Linked DNA regions of Mus musculus: region 1 is linked to region 2. The links are chromatin loops, found by intact Hi-C in ENCODE. Cell type or tissue: heart. All regions are shown on one strand. Links, peaks and the distances in the headings refer to the core of each region. The heading gives the core; the rest is flanking DNA.

Evidence for each region. A loop is a pair of places that touch in the nucleus more often than their neighbours do. Peaks named below come from ENCODE experiments on the same cell type or tissue, not always from the same donor. Only the 100,000 strongest peaks of a DNase experiment are listed, where the experiment ranks them.
Region 1: it touches region 2 in a loop (2.1-fold over the local background); 4 of 42 quality-filtered maps call a loop at or near these places.

Annotation. Positions count from the first base shown.
Region 1 is chr4:55,286,408-55,297,206 of GRCm38, forward strand. Gm52739 (a long non-coding RNA gene) reads right to left here. Exons shown (of 3, transcript XR_003955414.1): 3 at 7,732-8,366. Among named protein-coding and RNA genes, the nearest start is that of Gm52739, 13 kb to the right of the region's middle. In heart, for the core only: a CTCF peak has its summit at 6,052 (motif pointing right); no DNase peak of the experiment used is centred there; H3K4me3 peaks cover 1,018 bases; H3K27ac peaks cover 709 bases.
Region 2 is chr4:55,393,383-55,404,181 of GRCm38, forward strand. It overlaps Gm34290 (a long non-coding RNA gene), which reads right to left and starts at 6,003. Exons shown (of 3, transcript XR_390582.4): 1 at 5,672-6,003; 2 at 5,321-5,436; 3 at 419-732. In heart, for the core only: a CTCF peak has its summit at 5,024 (motif pointing left); no DNase peak of the experiment used is centred there.

The DNA of each region.
Region 1 (10,799 bases), core at 1,334-9,333, 110 kb before region 2:
CAAGGTCTGATATCTCTAAGCTTCAGGCAGAGCCAGGAAAAAAAAAACATAAGGACATCTCTCACAGGCTGTCAGTGCAGGGCAACTAAGTGTCACCTGAAGAGACTGAAGAATCTTCGTTCTTATGTGGAGTGAACACTGAGAAGATTGGAGAGACTGCAGAGCTACCTAAGCCCAGAGGTGGGGACAGACACAGGCAACACCTGGAGATACATACTTGGCACAGACAACATCACCGTTGTCATCTAGCACCCTTGTATAGGTGACAGGTCTAGGGTGTGTCTGCTGAGGGATTTTGAGCATAGCATCTGAGGAAAACAAGAGAGGGAGAACTTGAGATCCATGCTTGGGCGCTCATTTGTTTTGAGGCCAGAGCCCAAGCTTTTGGAACTTATCTTCATTGTGCCTCTTTCCTATATCTGCAAGTAAGATGCCAAGAAAATGAGCTAAATTGGGGTGGTGGGAGGGTCCTCATTGGAATTGGAGTGATTCTGGATTCTCTAAAAAGTGGAGACCAAGACAAGCTTGTGTGTAAGTTGTTTCTTTGGGATGTGGCACGGGAAAGGAAGGCAGGAGGGAGGAGAAATGTAAGAGTATACCATGAAGTCAGATATTGCTATGTGCCTCGGGCTGGTACCCAAGACCTTTGCAGGACCTCAATCAGTGATCCCTCATCTGGGCTGGGCTCTGCAGCATTTGATCCCTGATGAAGGCTGAATTTGATCTCCAGGTCCCACAAGTTGACATGAGAAAACTGACTCCAGAGAGCTTCCTTCTGACCACCACACGCACACCCTGGCATGTTGTGTGTGCATGTGTACACACTGACACATTTAAAAAACTTTTCCTCATCCACCCTGGCTTTTACCCCTCTTTAGTAAAGAGACATCCATTGAAATTGTAATTCCATGACCTTCCAGGTTGCACACACCTGAGGGAGTCTCCACAGCTCCCTCCCAGCAATGCGATAGAGAAATCCCAAGGAAGAGAAACATGGCACAGGACAAGTGGAGCACTGTCAGAATCCATACGCTCAACTTGTTGGCAGAGTAGCATCTGCAGAATCACGTGCTCTAAAAGAGACAGGAGGATGTGAAGCGGCACACACCCGTGTCTGGCATGGTATAGCTCTTGCACTAGCCAGGTTAACTTCTGCCCGGCACACAATCTCCTTCGTTAAAGGGCTTTCACTGTGATCAAAGGCCAACCACATGGGCCTCTACAAATGACTTAATACAGAAAGCCTTGTGGTAAAAACTAAAGTTCTTATTTCTACAACTGGCAGAAGACATTGGATGTAATCAAGTTGCCTCCGGGTACCTTCTTGCTCTTCTCAAGAGATAGTACCATACAGAGCAGTGCTTCTCAACCTTCCTAAGGCTATAACCCTTTAATACACCTCATGTTGTGGTGACCACAACCATAAAACTATCTTTGTTGCTACTTCATAACTGTAATTTTGCTGCTGTTATGAATGTAAATTTAAACATCTGATATGCAGGATTACTATCTTTGTTGCTACTTCATAACTGTAATTTTGCTGCTGTTATGAATGTAAATTTAAACATCTGATATGCAGGATTCGGATGTGTGGCTCCTGTGAAAGCATCACTCAGCCTCAAAGGGCTTGTGACCCACAGGTTGAGAAACACTGATATGTAGAATTAATACTAGTCTGTTATCAGCAGGCTGCATTCAGTGAAAGAAGACGCACTCTGTTTCATCCATGGAGAGTGTCAGTCCTTGTACCATGACACGACACACGAGTAGCAATAGACAGAGGCTAGCCGACAACTACAGACAAGCGATCCATCTATCCAGTTGATGGAGTCTGTTACGATTTGGATGAAAAATGTCCTCTATACTCTCTCGTTATTTGAACACTTGATAGCACCATTTTGAGAGGTCATGGGACCTTTAGAAGGTAGAGCCTAGCCCTAGAAGGAAATGAACTGATAGGGGATGAACCTTGAGTTTTATAGTCCAGACTTACTTCCTGTTCCATCTCTGCTTCCTGATCTCAGATTGAGCAGTCAGCCTCACACTCCTGCTGCCCCAACTAAAAGCAGCTCGCATGATCATGCCTTCCTGCCACTGTGAACTATCTTTCCAACTGTGTGTCTAAACAATCTTCCTTCCTGCAGCTGCTTCTCGTCAGGTGTTCGGGCATAGCAACAGGAAAGGTTACTAATCCTGGGTCCTCCTCCAAATGGCTGTTCTCCAAGAAGCACTACTTTACAACACAAAGAGCCACTACTTACTTGCTTTCATAGGTTCATGCATAAGCCTTTCGTGTACACATTTTTGTCTTTGACCTTCTTAATTAGCTCTTGGGAAGGGGGCGGGGAGGTCTGATTGACCAACCAAATTGTATGCCACTCGACAGGACTCCACTCCTGTATCTCCACTCCAGGCCATTTCACCCACCATATAACTTAACCCCTGACTACAATTGTTCATAGCTTAGTCAGCTTTCTTCATGTGTCACGCTGTCCTTTAAAGTCACTATCTTTCATGGCCACTCTCGAGTTCTGTTTCCATCCCATCTTACGAGTTTGAAAGCCTGATATGTCCAGGCCATGATGGCAGCACTGTTATGCAATTGTCTGCGTCCTGTGGTCAGGACAGTGCACTTCAAATGGAGGTTATTTCTCTGTTGCAGAAAACACACACTCTCACTAGAACCCTCCTGACGGCTACCACAACTGTTCAGTTGTGGTGCTTGCTAGGAAAGTCTACACATCATCTTTAGCCAGGACATTCACTAATATCCTGAGATGGCTTGCTTCATATCCAGTCCAGGTTTTCTGCAAAGTTCTCTTTTGCCTTGTACTCTACCCTTAAGTGATATTCTTCCTAAGTGTCACTCGACAAATCCACGGATCTCATCCACCAGTGAAACTTTCTCTTAGTAGAATGAGAGACTCTTTGAGCAGGAAATGTCCTGGTTTAGCCCCTAACGAATTCCTGGAAAAAGTCATTGATGGAGCACATCTCTTAGTGTTTGAGGATTAGCATGTGGTACACAAAATGTTACCGTGAACAATTTCTTACAGATGATTATTAAAGCAGTAACCAAAAAAAAGATAGGGATTCTCTGTTCAGGGACACAAGTTCCTATAGTTTCCCTTTCCATAAGAATGTGAACATAGGGCTGGTGAAATGGATCAGTGGGTAAGAGCACCTGACTGCTCTTCCGAAGGTCCAGAGTTCAAATCCCAGCAACCACATGGTGGCTCACAACCATCTGCAACAAGATCTGACTCCCTCTTCTGGAGTGTCTGAAGACAGCTACAGTGTACTTACATATATTAATAAATAAATCTTAAAAAACAAAAACAAAAAAAAGAATGTGAACATATTTTGTACCTCCCAAGTAATGGATATCAGGAAAAATGCATTTACCAAGCTAAAAGCTTGGTACACAAACAAGGCTACACACCTTGTCCCACAGACTATGTTGATATGCTCAGGGAAATTCTCACATCTCACCACAGCAGCTGCAATTAGGGGCCATCATCTGATCTGATCCTATAGCTACCATAGGATCCGTAAAAGGAAGTCACACAGGAGTATAATAGAGATCTTCCTTCCTGTACCCTTTAAGCTCTTAATGACGGCACTAGCTTTGACTCTGGCCATGTGGCATTGGTTTTGATTGTTATCTCAGTTAGAGAAGGACGCACAAGTAGGTTCCCCCACCATCAGAGCCTTGCGCTTGGCCCTTTCTTCCACGGTGGTACAACATGAAGCATGCCTCGGGAGTATTGGCTCAGGGAATGGGAGGAGGGAGTGCCTGTCCATCACTTCTCAGCTGCTCACTATCAGGGTTTGCTCCATGAGCTTTAATCCCTCAGCCCTTGCAGAGTTTCCCCGACATGAGACACAATATCGCTATGTAAGGGATAAGAATATGGTGCGGCTAAACTGATGTGCAGGTAAAATACACCTGTGCAAAGCTAACCGTCACAGCTGCGATAAAAAGAAACCATGAGGCTATCTATACAAGGTGCCCTGTGTTGGAGTATATTAGCAATCATACTGCTTATTAACTTATTATTACCTCTCCACACTATCTGATCCATTCATGGTTAACTGTTTTTAACTGTTAAGAGTCTCCTTTTAAGCAATGCCTAACTTTGTGAGCCATGAAGTAAGCACTAAGCTTTCTACCAGCTCACAGTCCTTAGGATTCTCATACACCCCCACAGGTAAAGAAAAAGGGGATGGGAACTTCCCGGGTAGAGTGTCAACTATCCTGGAATGAGAACTGAGTGGTACTTGGTAGGGAGATATGAACAAATATCTAGTCTGTTCACCCCAGTTGGAGTACCATCAACAAATCAATTATTCCACCCATCTAGCTTAAGGAACCCATGAGTTAATTGGGGTTACTTACAGGAGAGTGGATGACTCAAAGATAGCTATACCACTGAAAAGTCCACCGCAGCATGGGCCACAGCTCACAAAAATTCAAGCCCTAGAGCTCTCTGAAGAGCTTGCAGGCCAGATAGTGTCCTCTCCCCTACAATTAGACCTGAGGGATGGAGCCTTATTAGCGTGTACATTTCACGAACTTCCTGAGACTCCCAAGTATAAAAGGAAAGAAGGGAAATGTGGGGCTAGTATGATCCTCTCTTCAGATGACAGGAAATGCTTTCGTTCCCCCATTATCTTTAAGTATGATATCAGAGCTTATAGGTGAAAGCAAGACTAGACAAAACAGTAATTCCTGTATCCTAGGTTGGTCTCCAACTTGATATATATCCAAGAGTGCCACCATTCCAGTTTATGCAGAGCTAGGAATCAAACTCAGAACTTAATGTGTGATAGGCCAGCACCATATCAAGTAAACTATACCACCAGTCCTAATAAAGCTATAATTATTTTTGCTTTGATATATTAGAAATCAAACACTGATTCCTATTTTAATCCTTCACACAAGCCAGAGTCTAGACCATATCAGTTGCTATGCAGTTGCCCAAAACGGTCCTTTCTAAAACTCATCTGTCCAGCCGAACTAACTAACCGATCTATCAAGATATGAACTTCCATCATGGCTGCAGTGAACCAAGACTAAAATCAGCTCAATTAAGGCTTTCCACAGTGTCAATCCTCAGGGTTTCAAGGAAGCCCTGAGGAAAGGAAGCTGTGTGGAGCTCTGACCTCAGGCATCTAGAGTCTGTGCACAAAGGGAGAATCCATAGCAAGCATGGGCACAATGTGTGAGCTGCTACTACACGCCAGTTTTTTTTTTTTAAGCACATTATTCCATCTAATTCTCACAGCTATTCTGCAGGCAAGGATCTTTCACCCATACTGACAAAGGGAAACTGAGGCTCACAAGCACCCAGTTATTTATGCACAGGTGATGAAATTGGTCCTTGGATGATCTAGGAACCAAGGTTAGCTCGAGCTTGTTGTTGATGGCCTATGTTCTCCCAGCCTCCCCCCCCCCCCCCGCATAAGGAGGTCGCCTACAGCTCTGTGTGTTACATTCCGCACTATAGTACTCCTTTAAGAAGACATGAGAAAAACCCGAATCACATCCACAAATGCTACAGTATTGTTGGATACTCTGATGTAAGGGTGAACCTCCTTTCCTTGCCTTTTTTTCTCTCACCCCCCCCTTTTAAAAAAATTTTAAACGGAACTGTTATATGCCTAAAATTACTTTAATAAAAATCTTAGGTCAGAAAGCTGGAGAGATGGCTCAGTTATTAGCACCCGATGCCCTTTCAGAAGCTCTGAGTTTGTTTCTCAGACCCCACAGAGCCACATGTAACTCCAGCATCAGAGGATCTAAGGCCCTCTCCTAGCCCCTGAGGGCGCCTCCAAACACACAGAAAACGGCACTCGTACCCATATACTGTTTTTTAATCTAAGAAAACAAAGCAAGCAAACAAAATGCCACCTCAACTCTGAGGTTATAAACGTCTAAGCAAACACGTTTTGATTTGTTTTTAAATTTTCCTTTATTTTTATTTGTATGTGTATGAGTGACTGTTTTGCCTACATGTATGTCTGTGCACCATGTGTGCAGTGCCTTCTGAGGCCAGAAGAGGGCACCGGCTCCTCTGAGTAACAAGTGGTTTGTGTTACCACATGGGTTCTAGGAGTCAAACTTAGATCCTTGGACCTGGGTTATCTGTCAGAACAGCCAGTGCTCTTACCTCTGAGCCATCTCTTTGGGCACACGCAGCTTATTAAATATAGTTACAGACATATATGTGAAATACATACGCATATACTAGTTCTTAGAAGGGAAAAATGTACACGTTTTTATTCACCTCCTTCTCCAGCTCCTCCTCCCATTCCCATCCCCCATTCTCTACCTACCTAACTTTGTGTCATTTTCTCTTCTAAGATCCATCAAGTCCAATTTGTGCTGCGTGAATATTCTCGGATTTATGACCTTCCACTGGAGCACAGTCAACTCAGCAGGGGCTACAAAGACTCTGAAAGGAAACCCACTCGCCCTCTCCTGGCAGTTACTACTTGCCAGTAGCTCCTCTGCGAGGGGTGGGAACTTCTTGCCCACTTCTCCTCCCCATGCTGAGAGTTGGTCTGGATTGAGCTTGCAGATCTTACACATGCTGCCAGAGCTGCTGTAAACTCATGTGTGTGGCAGCTGCCCTGCTGAAACCCACAGCTCTCCCCAACTCTCTGTCTGTCTCTGTCTCTCTGTCTGTCTCTCCCCCCACCCCCACCCCCGGCTTAGCAGGTTATCCTCTAGCCTGTGGCTAAGTGGCACGTTTCAGTCAATCCATTTACAAATCCTGTTTTACTGTTTGTGTCCTTAACTAAAATGTCTACGTGCTTTTGATGGAATCAGTTTTATTCGCAGATTTTTCCTCTCACCCAGACTGTCAAAAGGATCTAAAAATTATCTGCCTGGTGTCCCTCCTTAGCAGATGGGGGTGGGGTGGGGGGAGCTGAAAATCCTCTAATTACTTTGTGTTGGTTTGTGTCTCTCTAAATCTGCCCCTTCTCAGAGACCAAGCCACTTGGGATGGTTTCTTTAGCAAGACAGCAACACCCATGAAGAGGCAGCCAGCTGCCAGGTAGAGACCACACATGCCTGGTGGCAGGGCAAAACAGAATAGCTTCAGGAGCCCCACGGTCTTATCAGGGGGCTTGCAGGAGATAGTATACATGAAAAACTCTTGCTTAACAGTGAAGTGCTGTGCAAATGTTAGAACCAGGTGGTGTGTGCCAGGGAGATTACCTTTTGCCAGGGGGTAATCATTTCAGTTTATATAACACTTTTCACTCCAGGAGCCCCAAGCCCTTGTGAATATTACCCTAAGAAACATCACTTGAAATGAAACGCATATAAACAAACAGAATCTAACAAATGGAGGTACCAATTACCACAACGATGACAGTCTTAAATGAGAACATCAACATTTTGACACATCAACTCTGGAGGATGCTGCCTCTGTGGTCCCAACACCTTCAGAGGGGGGCATCAATTCTCCCTGTTAATGTTTTCCCGTCAGTGTCAACTGTTTGGCTGAGGTGGGAGGAGAGGAAACAGAAATAGAAAAACATCTTAAAATATGCATTTTATTTCCCTGTAGCAGTGCGTCAGAAAACTCAACTGTAACTCCCCAAGTCTTTCTCTCTCTCTCTCTCTCTCTCTCTCTCTCTCTCTCTCTCTCTCTCTCTCTCTCTCTCTCTCCCTCCACCTCCCTCCCCCCCCACCCATGAAAAAGGGAGAGAAAAAAAAAAGCTGTCATTATTTGAATGATCAGAGAAAAAAAGAAGCCAAGGTAAGTAAGATACCAATTACAGCTCTGCCAGTCTGTGTGAATTGGTCTCAATCCAAATGAGGGCGCAAATGGGTTTGAGGATGTGAAGGGGATGCAGAGGGGGCTGGGAAGAGAGAGCTGCCAAAATACAACACAGGGAGGCTTAGCGAAATTGCCCCCTGGCGCTCTGAAGGCAGTTTAATCAGGCAGAGCCCTGAACATTCCCGTGCACCAGTCCCATTGTGCGCGCGCCCTTGCAGATCTGGCTTCTGGCTCGGTCTCTTTGTTTGGGTAGCTAGGCACGGAAAAAGAATCATCTGCAACCAGAGCTCCACTTAATTCTCAGTTCCTCTCTGGAAACGGCTGTTGGCATGGTGGAATGTGCTGTGAAAAGGCCACGCTTTGGACTGATCAAAAAGCGGAATTCCAGACCCTCCATCGGGAGCCTTTGTGGACAAAGCCAAACCGATTCTCAGAAAGTGACAGAGTCCTGCCCTTCTGGAGTAATTTGTGTCGCCCCAGCATCGCAGTATTCTTGCCAGTGACAAGCAGGAGCCCCCGGCAATTTGTCTTCTGTCTTGGCAAAGGCAATGATGATTGTACTGCTTCTCACTGTTTAAAAAAAAAAAAAAAAAGCAGTAGTCACTTCTGTCACCCTGCCTGTTACCAAAAGTCAGCTCACATTACTGACTGCGCTATCTTGAATCCGATAAAGAACCCAGGAAAGCCACAAGGAGAGACCTGAAGATATGGGATCATTTTATTCACAGCCCAGCACTGAAATCAGAGCATGGTACTCAGTGGATAACCAATGTAGAAAAAGACTCTGCAAAAAAATAAATTCAGATAAATACTTCCATCTTCTGCTTTCAGTACTTCCTATGCTCTGCCCTCCCCACACCTGAGTCAAGGAAATGGCTGAATCCTATTACAGTTGCTTGTTTGTTTGTTTGTTTGTTTAAACTCTAATTTGTGTAGATCAACATACAAAGTGATGGGTTTCAGACACAGATGTTGTTACACTTTGTTCTTGTCCCCTTCTCTGCTGCCCTCTCATCTCCTTACTGATCCCTCTTCTCCTCCAAATACACCCACCTTCTCTTCTGCTTTTATGTCACTTGTATTCTGTCACCTTCTCCTCACCCCTTAAGATCTCTTCCTTCCCCATCATGGCCTCCTTTCTACTTTCATGGCCTAACACACTCACACACACACACACACACACACTCATGCACACACATGCAGGTGCACTATTTGCTCTTATCGCTTAATATAATGATCTACAGTTCTATTCATCTTCCTGCAAATATCATGATTTCAGTCTTTATGGGGGGGGGAACCATTGTTTTTTATGGGCACTTTCTTTTATTTTTAATTCCTTGCAGGAATATATTTTTGTTTTACTTTTATTTAGGTATATGTTTTTGTGCATGTGTATACCTTTGTGTGTGCGTGTGCGTGTGCGTGTGTATGGGAGCCTAAGGAGGCTAGAAGAGAGAGTTGGATTCCTGGAGCTGGAGTTACAGTTTGTTGGTTGTGAGCCTCGTGACGTGGGTCCCATGACCTGAACTCTGAGCCCCATCAAGAAGAGCAAGCAATCTTAGCCACTGTCTTAGTTAGGGTCATTGCTGTGAAGAGACCCCAAAACCAAGGCAACTCTTATAAAAGAAAACATTTCATTATTTCATTGGGGCCCGGCTTACTGTTTCAGAGGTTTAGTCCATGACTGACATAGCCAGAAGCACGGCAGCGTGCAAGCAGACATGCTGCTGGAAGAAGGAGCTGAGAGTTGTACAACTTGATCCATGAGCAGCAGGAGAAAGACTGCCACATGAGGCCTAGCTTGAGAATATGAGATCTCAAAGCCCACCCCCACAGTGACACATATCCTCCAAATAGATCACACCTACTCCAATAGGGTCACATCTCCTAATAGTGCCACTCCCTATGGCACAAGCATTCAAACACATGAGGTCTATGGGTGCCAAATCTATTAAAACCACCACAGCTACTGAACCCTCTCTCCAACCCCGAGTACACTGAGCATAACACACCCTTTCCATCTCACTCCACTCCCCTCCTTCTCGCTCCCCTAGACAGTTTCAGTTTTGGATTAATATACACACATAATGCTTTTGTGTAAGTATATGAGATCTAGAAATCACAAATGAGATTTTTTTTTAAAAAAATCCAATGTTTGCCTTTCTGAGACTGGTTTAATTGGCTTAATATGATTGTCTGCAAATATATCTGTTTTCTAGCAAACAACAAAATTCCCTCCTGCATATATACACCACATTTTCTTTAGCCATTCCTCTGTTGCCAGACACCTATTTCAGTTCCAAAACTTAGCTATTTGAATTTCTGCAAATGTTTGCAAATGAATGTGCAAATATCTCTATGCTTCAGTCCCTCAGTGGAGTCCCTCGGGAGTAATACAGCTGGGTCATATGGTAGAAAATACTTTTAATTATTTGAGAACTTTTCATGCTGATTTCCGTGGAAGCTGGACAGGTTTACATTCCCAAAAGCAATGAATAATAGTGTGCACACACATGCACACACACACACACACACACACACACACACACACACACACGGTTGAGACAATCAGCTTTTGAACCAATATAGTATGCGTTACTTAGCTAAAAACTTCAACTCATGTGTACGTTTGTGTGTCTGTGTGAGGGTGTGCTGTGATGTGCAGATGCCCTCCGAGGATGAAAGAAAGCCTCAGGTTTTCTGGAGCTGGAATTATTGGTGATTGGGATCCATTTAACAAGGCTGCTGGGAAACAAATGCAACTCTTGCCACGGCAGTATGCACTCTTCACTACTGAGCAATCTCTCCTGCTTCCGTAGTTTGTGAAAGCATCTAATGTTGTTTCTTTCCTTTTAGTATATGGACTGCCAAGGCAAGCATAAATGTTATCTATCTATCTATCTATCTATCTATCTATCTATCTATCTATCTATCTATCTATCTATCTATCTATCTATTTCCTCATTCATTCATTCATTCATTCACTTTTAAGTATGTGTATGT
Region 2 (10,799 bases), core at 872-8,871:
TATTTATTCATTGTAAGTGCACTGTAGCTGTCCTCAGACACTCCAGAAGAGGGAGTCAGATCTCGTTACGGATGGTTGTGAGCCACCATGTGGTTGCTGGGATTTGAACTCCTGACCTTCGGAAGAGCAGTCGGGTGCTCTTACCCACTGAGCCATCTCACCAGCCCTTGATGTATAGTTTTAAGTGTATAGTCTGGAACTTACTATGTAAGTCACAGAGATCCATTAGCATCTCCCCACGGGCACTTGGACTAAAGGCATGTGCCACCATGCCCAGTGACTCCTACTCGTTCTGAAATACTGCAATTCAATGTGGCTTTTATAATTTTGCACCGTGCCTGGCATGGTGGTGCATGCCTTTAATCCCAGCACTTGAGAGGCAGAGGCAGGCGAATTTCTGAGTTCGAGGCCAGCCTGGTCTACAGAGAGTTCCAGGACAGCCAGGGCTACACAGAGAAACCCTGTCTCAGAAAAACCAAAACAAATAATTTTGCACCGTTTTTTCAAATGTAGTCCCATATATAATATAATAAATAGATATTTAATTCGCAGAAAAACATGGAACTAAACACTCTGAGAACCCCTTTCAGTTTTGCAGCTGTCCCAGCCAGTTACTAAGCTGCCTTTAGTTTGTCTCAGTGCTGGCCCATTCTTTGATCTTGACTTTGCTGCTTCATATTCCCAGGCAAAGGTGCCAGAAAGTGTTGCTCATCACTGGACTTGGGCTCAAACCTGTTGGGAAAAAAAATGAGGATTGTTACTGTGAAGTGAGCAGTTTATTTCTCCTGATGTTTCTTTGCTTGAAGGGGGTGGCCCTGCCAGGCTTCTGCCCTCCAAAGCTAACCTGTGTCATAGCTAACAAGTTAATGGGGAGTCAAGTTAACATTTTATAAATACCTTGTTTGTCACCTACTCACTTTAGTGTCTAATGATGCCTCTGTATTGGTTATTACTGTCATGGTTGCCGTTGGGGATTTTCAGACCTATTGAATTTGTGAGTTACTGTCCTGTATCTTTCATCTTCCTCCTGGTAATCTATACTGTTCAAGCCTTGGCCTCCTGTTGTGCTCCTTAGTATATAATTTGTTACTATCCTTATTCCAGGGGTGGACTTGTCAGGCTTCAGAAGGTGTGCTGTGCCAATCTGACTGGTTCTTCGATCCCTGGCATGCCTCTACCCTCCTTGCTACTTTGACCACTAATGCTGGAATAGGAGCTTTCTAAAATGTGAAATGAGGACTACTTGTCTCGGTGTCCCTGAAGTCCAAAGTCAGAACACTATGACTCCATAAGCTGTTTTCAGTTGCTCTCATAGCTTATTTAGCACATTTCACATAGGGTAGATGAGCTGATGCCATAGCCCCTGAGCAGACCAAAAGAAATGAGACTCCAGCCATCCTTGGTGGAACCAGAAGGCACAGAGATCGGCAAAGCTCCAATATGATAAATGTCATACTTCTCTCTGATTATTTGAAAGTTGTTTATAAAAAGATTTGTTCTTATGCTTTTTAAAATTATGTATATGTGGCTGGGCTGCCAGCGCTTGAGAAAGCTGGAAGCCTGGGATCTCTTTGAAGTTCAAGTGACAGCAGTTGTGAGCCACCCTGGGAACCAATCTTGGGTCCTCTGAAAGAGCAGTGTTCATTCTTTACCATGGAGGCATCTCTTGAGCCCCTGCAAAAATGATTACTTTTTATTAAAGATGTTTTTAAAAATTCATGTGATTAATTAATTTTAGGTAAATGTTTTTTTAAAAAAAACTTTTTGGAGCTGGTAGCACTGGCCTCCAATCCCAGTACTTGGGAAGCTGAGGCAGGAGGACCATGAGTTCCAAGTCAGCCTGAACTCTTGTTTCAAAACAAGGAAACACGGTGTCTTGACATTTAATGTCGGGTCAGTGGAAAGTGACACAAGCTGAGACCTTGAGGTTTTTGGAAGGGAAAGGAGTGCCTTGGACACATAAATTAATGTTGCCATGGCAGATGGCAGGTTTTCCCTTTCGCACTTAAGTGACTCAGGAAAATGAGATGTTACCTCCTGTCTGCAGAGCCTGCTGGGAGAGCCCCTGAGATGCTCATGGGACTGCAGGAACACCACCACCCCTTTCCCAGGTGGAGGAAACCCCTCAAAACTGCTCCACCAGGCTCCCTGACACAAATTCATTTTCTTTGCTTTTTAAAGAAATGTTGGGGGAGAGGGGCGGCTGGAGAGATGGCTCAGCAGTTAAGAGCACTGGCTGCACTTCCAGAGGTCCTGAGTTCAAATCCCAGCAACCACATGGTGGCTCACAACCCTCTGCAATGAGAGCTGGTGCCCTCTTCTGACCTGTTACCATACATACAGGCAGAACACAGTATACATAATAAATATAACTTACAAAAAAAAGAAAACAACTTAATACCTTATCTTCCTTAGCCAGTCTCTCCTGGTTCCCTTCTGAACATGATATAGAAGCTTGAGCTCCTCCTGCGCTATGCTCCCACCTTGATGGTAATGGTCTGAACCTCTAAACCTGTAAGCCAGCCCCAATTAAATGTTGTCCTTATGTTAGACATTCTTAACTTAATAGTCATATATATATATATACACCACACTAAAGTGTATTTTACTAAGTAAAGGTTAATGTCTTATGATGTGTATGGGATGTTTCTAATTAAATCCGAATAATCAGGAACAATGCAGATACTTGTGGGTTTGTTTGTTTGTTTTTTGCTTGTTTGTTTTGTTTTCTTGTTTGTTTGTTTTGTTTTTCTGTTTGTTTTCTCTGTGTAGTCTTGGCTGTTCTGGAACTCACTTTGTAGACCAGGCTGTTCTCAACTCAGAAATGTGCCTGCCTCTGCCTCCCAAGTGCTGGGATTAAAGGCGTCCGCCACCACCCCGGGCTTGTTTTGTTTTGTTTTTAACCATTATCTGTTCCTGGCTAATGAATACAAATTGAAACAAGTCTTGCTTTTGCTTTGGAGAACACCTTCCAAATGCATATAAATAGCTATGTAACTAAAACCAGTCTTCAGCAGATTTCGAGGCAGCATTCCCCAACTTTTTACAAAGTTGGTCATTTCCTAATTAAGTCCAAACATCTTTAGAAAGGGGGAAATGTTGATAGTATTTGCAGGTCTGTAACATTATATATATATAGTATCACCTTTGATACAAGCTAATTTTATTTAAACCAGAATCAACAAAAATCTTGTTTGCCATTCACAGTCTGAATTCTGGTCCATGAGGTAGATCATGGTTCATTAAAAGGCAGAAGACATTTGTGTTGGGATAGAAACAGCAGTGACTCTCTCGTTAGTGGCCTTTTAAAGGTAAGTCACTAACTCTGCCTCTTCCTACTGGTGGAGCTCTTTTCCAGTCCTGGGTTGCACTGTTGGGTTTTGCAACCCTCCATCAGGGTGTCCTCTTGAAAGCCCCTCCTCAGGCCTCAGGACAATAGCGGACACCCAAGAACTCATGATAGACCGAGCTTGTTGCAAACCACATGAGGCTTTATTCGGGGAAAGCCAGAGCTCTGGGGACGACTCATATCCCACGCAGGGGTAGAGGAGTCGACCTCGAGGGGAAAGAGGTCCCAGTTTTTATAGGCCCTCAGGGGGGTAAAGGAGAAGGGTGAGAGTAGGGGATTTCCAGATCTAAACAATGTCTATTCTCAAGAAATGGGTATGGGAGGGGTACAAGGAAAGAGTCTAATGAAGGTGCAGCAATGGGCACACACCTGGTCAGAACATTGGCAGACACACAGGTTCGAGGAGTGGCCAGAGCATTGTGCACCTCTATTTTTCTAAATCAGTGAAGCTAGTTCTGCTAACACTGACATCTATCTTGCCAATTTCAGGGATTCTGTGACCTTTTACATTCTGTCAGGATCTTTCACTCTCTCCAGATGAGAACTTTGCTCTTGGCATCTATGTTAGAGAATCTGACTTGTTTCCCACCCACACTGACCATCAAGATCTGGTCCTGTCTTTTTTCTTTCTACAGTACAACATTCGGCACACTTCTGAACAGAAATCTCCCCTTTCTCAATGTGGCCCATTTGGTCTGTCCTCAACCCACAACTGTTATGACTCCCAGGTCAGAAGATATCGCTCTCTCTCTCTCCCTCTCCCTCCCTCCCTCCCTCTCTCTCTCTCTCCCTCTCTCTCTCTCTCTCTCTCTCTCTCTCTCTCTCTCTCTCTCTCTCTCTCTCTCACACACACACACACACCTCTTTATCTCTCTAGCTTTCCCTCTACCTCATCTTACCTTCCCTGCAGGGCATCAGGTGCCTGAATCCCAACTGGCCTTAACCTTAAACTCACTGTGTAGCAGCCAATGGTGACCTAGAACTTCAGTTTTCCTGCTCCCACGGCCTAAATGCTTGGATTACAGGCACATACCACCGTACTCAGTTTATGTAGTGCTGGGATTCAAACCTAGGGCTTTTGTGCATGCTAGGCAAACAGTACCGATGGAGCCACGTGCTTGTTCATGGCTTGCCTTAAGCCTCCTCTGTAAACCTTATCCAGTGGACACTTCCACACTGTCTATCCAGGTCTTTGTACACCCTGACATATGTATATACTGACTAGAAATTATCCTGTAGTCCTTTCTCTAATGAACTCCTATGCGCCCTTAAGATCCCACTTGAGCACTGAAGGCTCTGTGGAGGGGTTCGTGTCTAGTGCCAGCAGAGGCTTTGCTTCCTTGCTATACTCTCTGAACAAGCCACAGGAAAACCGCACTTCTGATCATAGTTCTTTGTGTACTTGTTTTTATGTGCAGTGTGTCAAAGTAAAAAACCAAAACTTGCTTTTATAGACAGTGTCTCAAAACAGAAATCAAAACGTCTTCTTTTAGTCATACGGAGGCTGAGGACCCCAAGACCTGTGGATTGAAGTTTTGAGTGCTACTGGGTTGGATTGGTTCACCTGCCACTGAGGAAGGAAACATAAACAACCCAAATAAGTGGTGTTCAGAACAGTCTGAGAAAGGGGAGGGAGAAAAACTACTCATTCTGCCCCGACTCGCCCCCTTGTGGTGAGGGCCAGTTTCGCAGACTCCCGTGAGGTGCACGTGAGGGGGTGGGGGGGGGAGGACTGAACAGGTGAGGAAGAGCTCTGGGGCCTTGGAAAAGTGGGGTCATCTGTCAGGGGAAGGATGCTTGCCTGAAGACCTGGCACACAGCAGGCTCTACTGCGGAAGGGCGGTACCTACAGGGCTGCAAGCTGAAGACAGAGAGAGACACAGACAGAGAGAGACAGAGAGAGTGAGCGAGAGAGCGCTGTGTGTTCCGGCGATCTTAATTAGAATCAGCAGATAGAGGGTGGAAACTCACCCCTGGCTCCTGGCCTCCACTTTATGCCGATCTTTCCAGAGGAGGTGAGGATCAAGGAGCAGTGGAATTTTCTTTTAGTCTTTGAGATGGTCTTAGACCTTTGCCCTAATGCATGCCTGGCGGAAGGAACGCACAGAGGGCTAATGAGATCTGCAATCTAATGGCTGCTCTCTCGCTCTCTCATAGCTCTCTCTTGTTTATATTGCTGTAAATTGCCTGCCAATTTAGAAGAACTAATCTGTTAGTTAAAATACATCCACAGTGACTCAAAGCTCATGCAGTCAGACGCTGGGCTTTGGTGGAGTGGGCATGAGTTCACGACCAGATCCCCCGTCTGGCCCGTGATCCTACCGAAAGTCTGTTATTTCCGTTATCCGTTCCTGGCTCAGCCCAATGCCATCGTCCAGCTGGAGCAATAGCCCTCTTTTGACTATGTGGATTCTTTAGGGAGAGGCGGCTGAGCAAAGTGGACCCAAAGTACTTCCAAGTAGCCACTCTTGTGGCCCGGAAGACGTAAGTAACTCTGTGTATCCATTAGCACCACTGCACTCCTGGCTTGTGGCAAGCCAGGAAATATGCCTTAGGCCTTGTTGGGTGCTCAGAACACTCGTGTACATAGATGCATGCATCCTAAAAGTGCAAATGGCAGTGTGTGTGTGTGTGTGTGTGTGTGTGTGTGTGTGTGTGTGTGTGTGTGTGTGTGTGCGCGCGCGCGCGCATGCTCATGCATGCGCGTTCCAAGGATAAGATAAACAGGACTAGACTTTCAGAACCTTGTTCCTCTGGACATACCTTCCCATCATTCCCCCTTTAAGCCTCAAAGGCTCACCCCACTATCCTTTCCCTCTCCCCAGCTTTAGGGATCTCCGTCAATGCATCAGAGCTTCTCATGGCTAGGGCTCTATGCAACAAGAACCTAACATGACATCCTACAGTGGCCTGGAGTGCTCTACAGCCTTCCGTGCTAGCCTGGTACCCTTACATGGCTCTCCTGTAACATTAGCTCTTGGTGCAAAGCTGCAACCATAACCACCTTTATCTGATCTCTTTCTGCATTAAGGCTTGGAGATCCTCTAGGGCAGATCTTATACCTTTGTGTGTTTGTGTGTGACTGTGTGTGTGTGCACATGTGTTTTCTGTGCACTCCAAGGTGCATTCACATGTGGAGGCCAGAGACCAACATCTGGCATTCTTCTCTCTTAATTTTTTTTTTTTTTTGAGAAAAAGTCTCTCACTGTTTCAGAGAAACTAGCTGGCAAGCAGGCCTCCAGGATCCATGTCACTTTTCATTACACCAGAACCAGGATTAGAGATGAAGGCCAGCGAGTGTAGCTTTTACATGGGGGCTGGGAATATGAACTTGTTTTCCTGGGCTTGCGCAGCAACCTTTACTCATTGAATTATATTCTCGGCCCCCTCTTATGGCTCTAGTGCCTGGATGAATAAATGTAAATTTTTGGAAGCAAAAAAAAAAAAAAAGTCAATGATAAAAGATTTTAAGTGACAGATTAATCACATCCCTCATGGCTTCTATGACCCTCACCTTTCACAGTGAATAAAAGAATAAAATCAGTGACTGCCTTTTCTTTTCAAAGCCCCTGAAATAAAAGGGTGAGTGTTCTGACCAAGCAACTGTTCATTTAGCTCTGACACTGGGGTAAGCTGTTCGTGTCCAGAAGCCTCATGGCTCAGTTTCTTTACTGTTGCTGTGATCAAATACCCAGACAAACACAATTTAAAGGTGAGAGGGTTCTGTTCGTTCTGGCTCACAGTTTAAGGTGCAGTCCATCATTGTGCTGGTTGGTTTTATTGTCAACTTGACATACGCTAGGGACATCTGAGAAGAGGGGACCTGTTGGGGGCTGGGAATAACCTCACAAACCGCTCAAACACAGATCTCAGTCAAATAGGGATGGGTTGTTAGATGCCACACCCACGACTGATCTATCAGGGCCACAGTCCAGACTCAGGAGCTGGCTGTGACATTGAATTAAGATCCTAAAGGGAAGTCTGGGATCTACAAACATCTGTGCTGAGTTATTATACCAGTTAGGTTTTAGGGACAGGGGATTTCCTTAGGAACATATCCTGGTTGTACTTTTATCCTGTTCCCATTGGTTAGGACTTGCCCCATGTGGCAGGGGACTTGCCTTGTCTAACATTCATGTCTTAACATTCATGCCAACCAGAGTGTCAGTTACCATGTACATGCCTCTTTCTGCCAAGTAAGGATGTCAGGTCCCAGGAAGGTCTTGGGAACTTTTACTGGATCACTACTCAAAATGAAATTTCTTACCCTAAATAGGTGCATGTGTGTCTCTCATGTTGGGGTCTATTCCAGGGGAAGCTTATAAAGGCAAATACAATGAAAGCTCACACACAGGTGTAGGAAGTGTTTCTGGGTGGTTGGTTTGGTACCGAGCTTATTGTGGCTAACTATACAAAGTAGTTCTAACTGACTTCTGTTGTGATTGGCTTCCAAGAACACCAAAGCACAGAGCATCCTAGTAACAGCAAATGAGACCATTTCCTTATGACATTAGTAACAGCACAAAATGGTAGGCTAGACAGGTAACAGTTACCTAGACCTTAACTTTTCACCTAGGCCTTAACAGAACCTACACCAAATTAACCTGACAGTAGACAAGTCTCTAAGAGCATTTTCTTGACTAATGATTGAAGTGGGAGGGCCCAGCCTACTCCAAGCGGTGCCACCCTTGGGCAGGTAGTTCTAGGTTGTATAAGAAAGCAGGGTGCGGAAGCCACACAGAGCAAGTGAGTAAGTAGCATTCCTTCATGGACTGTTCTAGTCCCTGCCTCAGGTTCCTGCTTTGAGTTCCTGCCTTGCCTTCCTTTCACGATGGACCACGGTTGGCAAATGTAAGGCAGACAAACCTCTTCTTCTCCCAGCTGCTTTTAGTGGAAGTGTTCTACGACAGCAATAGAAAGCAAATTAATACGATCCTGGTGGGAAAGGGGAAGCGGTGGGGGTGGGGGTGAGGGTGGCTTGAAGCAGTTGATCGCATCATCCCCACAGTCAGGAAGTGATGATGAATTCATTTTACATTATGACATGGTCACGAACCTATGGACAAGTGCAGAAAAGTACGGCTTAAAGATGATGTGTTTGAGCCAAGTTGACAAGGGTGGAATTGTAGTGCCTCACCGGGGTCTGTCATCAAATTGACAGAGTCTAGAACCACATGGGAGATGGACTTCTAAGGGGTTATCTTAATTGCATTAATTAATGGCTGCAATCTAGGACCCTAAGTGTGACCCGTCCAGCAGGTCCAGTTATTCGAGGGTCTCGAGGGGACCTTCTCCTAAGAACCAAATGGGGGGATAGAGAGAGACGAGGACCAAGTGCAAGAAAGACACGGAAACATTCTGAGTGGCATCAAGGTCCCGCTGTATTGAGAAAGGCTCAAGGCTTAAATGCACAAGCAAAAGGGGAAGTACAAGTACTTATCAGCGAAGGGGTGGGGCAGTGGAAATTTTTCTTTTGGCAGTTACACGGGGAAGCAGGAACTTGGTGGTATCAGGGTGTTGTCAGGACATCTGGCGCTGACTTAGGGCTGGAATATTCTGTGGTTGTTCTTGGAACCGTGTGTCCATGGCCCGCTTTTGACCCCCTTTTCTTCTCGGGGTGAGAGGCCCAATTCAGAGATCAGGACAATTGTGTTGTGTTGTGTCTGGCCAGTAGATCACAACCTGGGATCTAGCCTGGAAAGGCATTTTGGAAACCTGGAAGAGAAGAGGGGCTAGGCGGCGAGAGAAAATGATGCAGCTAAGACAGGCATTCTGATCAAAGCTCAATTTTACTGTTCCGCACGCAGTTATGAAGCAGGGGAAGGGGGCCCAATTCCCGCCAATTAGTCTTGGGGTCCAATAGCAGGGTGACCACGTGCACGGCTCTGAACAGCAAAGCAGCACCTTCCAGCAGTGGGCGTGGCAGAACGATTGAGCGGGAAGCTCCACCCCTGAGCAAGCAGGTTTCAGGCTGGGGACAACACTACAGTGTTGTCTTAATGGCTCCCAACATAAGTGGAGAAAGGGAGTTGGGTACTTGGCATGTGCTGGTCGCTGTGGTTGAGGGTGTGTGGCTGGGGCCTTGCTTATGTTCATGACTGGTGCGGGAGCTGAGTGCTTGCATGGGTTCATCACTGTTGTGTGGGGCAGGACATGAATAAACTTACATACATATACATTCATTGCTCTCTGCTTCTTGACCGTGGATGTGATGTGACGAGCTGCTTCAAGTGCCTGCCTCCTTGACCCCTCCTGGCCATGTACCTTGAACTTGAGAGCTTTTCCTTCCTATCAGTTGCTTTCATCAAGGTATTTCTCTACAACATCAGGGGATAGAGAGATGCTTGTGCCCATCCTTCAATAACCCGATGGTCACAGATCATAGCAACTAGCATCTAGCATGCAATGGGTGCTTAATGAAAACTTGTCCAGGAGCAGAGCCTGCCATATGGCCTGTTTATGGTGTCTTCCATCAGAGGGGAGCTCCACCTGGCCACCCTGGAGCTGCTGGAGTATTGTCAACATGTCCCCAGAGGTTCGCTGGGTGTTTCATTCTACCTGACTGAAGAAGCCCCTCATTAGGCAGCTCTATAGGCAGCAGCTAACAGTGAATAACCACTCTTGGGGAAGGGGACTTGGAGTCCTAAGGCACAGTGCTGCCATTAGTATCTTTGGCAATGGCAAGAATCTAAAAGAGATGCTGGAGTTAGGATGTAGGAGAAACTCTTCCCCAGCCTGGGGTGAGCAAGAAGCAGATGGGGCTTTTTTAGGGCCCTGGGTCACAGAGGCAGCAAAGAGGGAGGCATTTGCATTAGAGAAGGAGTCTATGGTCAGGAGAGACCTCCCCCAAAGCTACTCTTGATTGCCTGTTGCTTCAGCAATAGAGGGTAGAATCCTCACTCCTGGCTCTCTCAGACTTTGAGGCAGGTAGTGCTATCGTTGTTCAGTTGATACTTGCTGCCAAGGATCCACCATTGCCACTCCATCGAGGAGGTCTGTCCTGGGCTGACCCCTGCAATGATTGACCTCTACTGGGTAGATCACCATCTCTACAGTCATATGTCCAGGCCAAGCTGTGGGCTCGTTAATTCATGTTTTCGTGTAAAAGGTACTGAGTACAAAGTACCAGGCCTAGTGCTAGAGTGAGTACAGGAACTAAGAGCCCCAAACCTGCCACAAAGAGGATGATAGGCAGTGCTTCCGAGAGTCATCCTAAACACAACAGTAAATGAATCTCAAGCACCAAGATAAGGTCTACACGGGCACTGGCCAAAAATCAAGGAAGGATTCATGGAAGAGGTGATAACGGCCTGGGCCTCAAGGGTCATGTAAGAGTTCACACAGAGGAAATCCCAGCAATTTAAGCCAAAACCAAACAAACAAACAAAACCAGTTTTTGTAGAAAGATACATGAAATCAGCAGACAAACAGAGGACTGGTGTGTACTTGA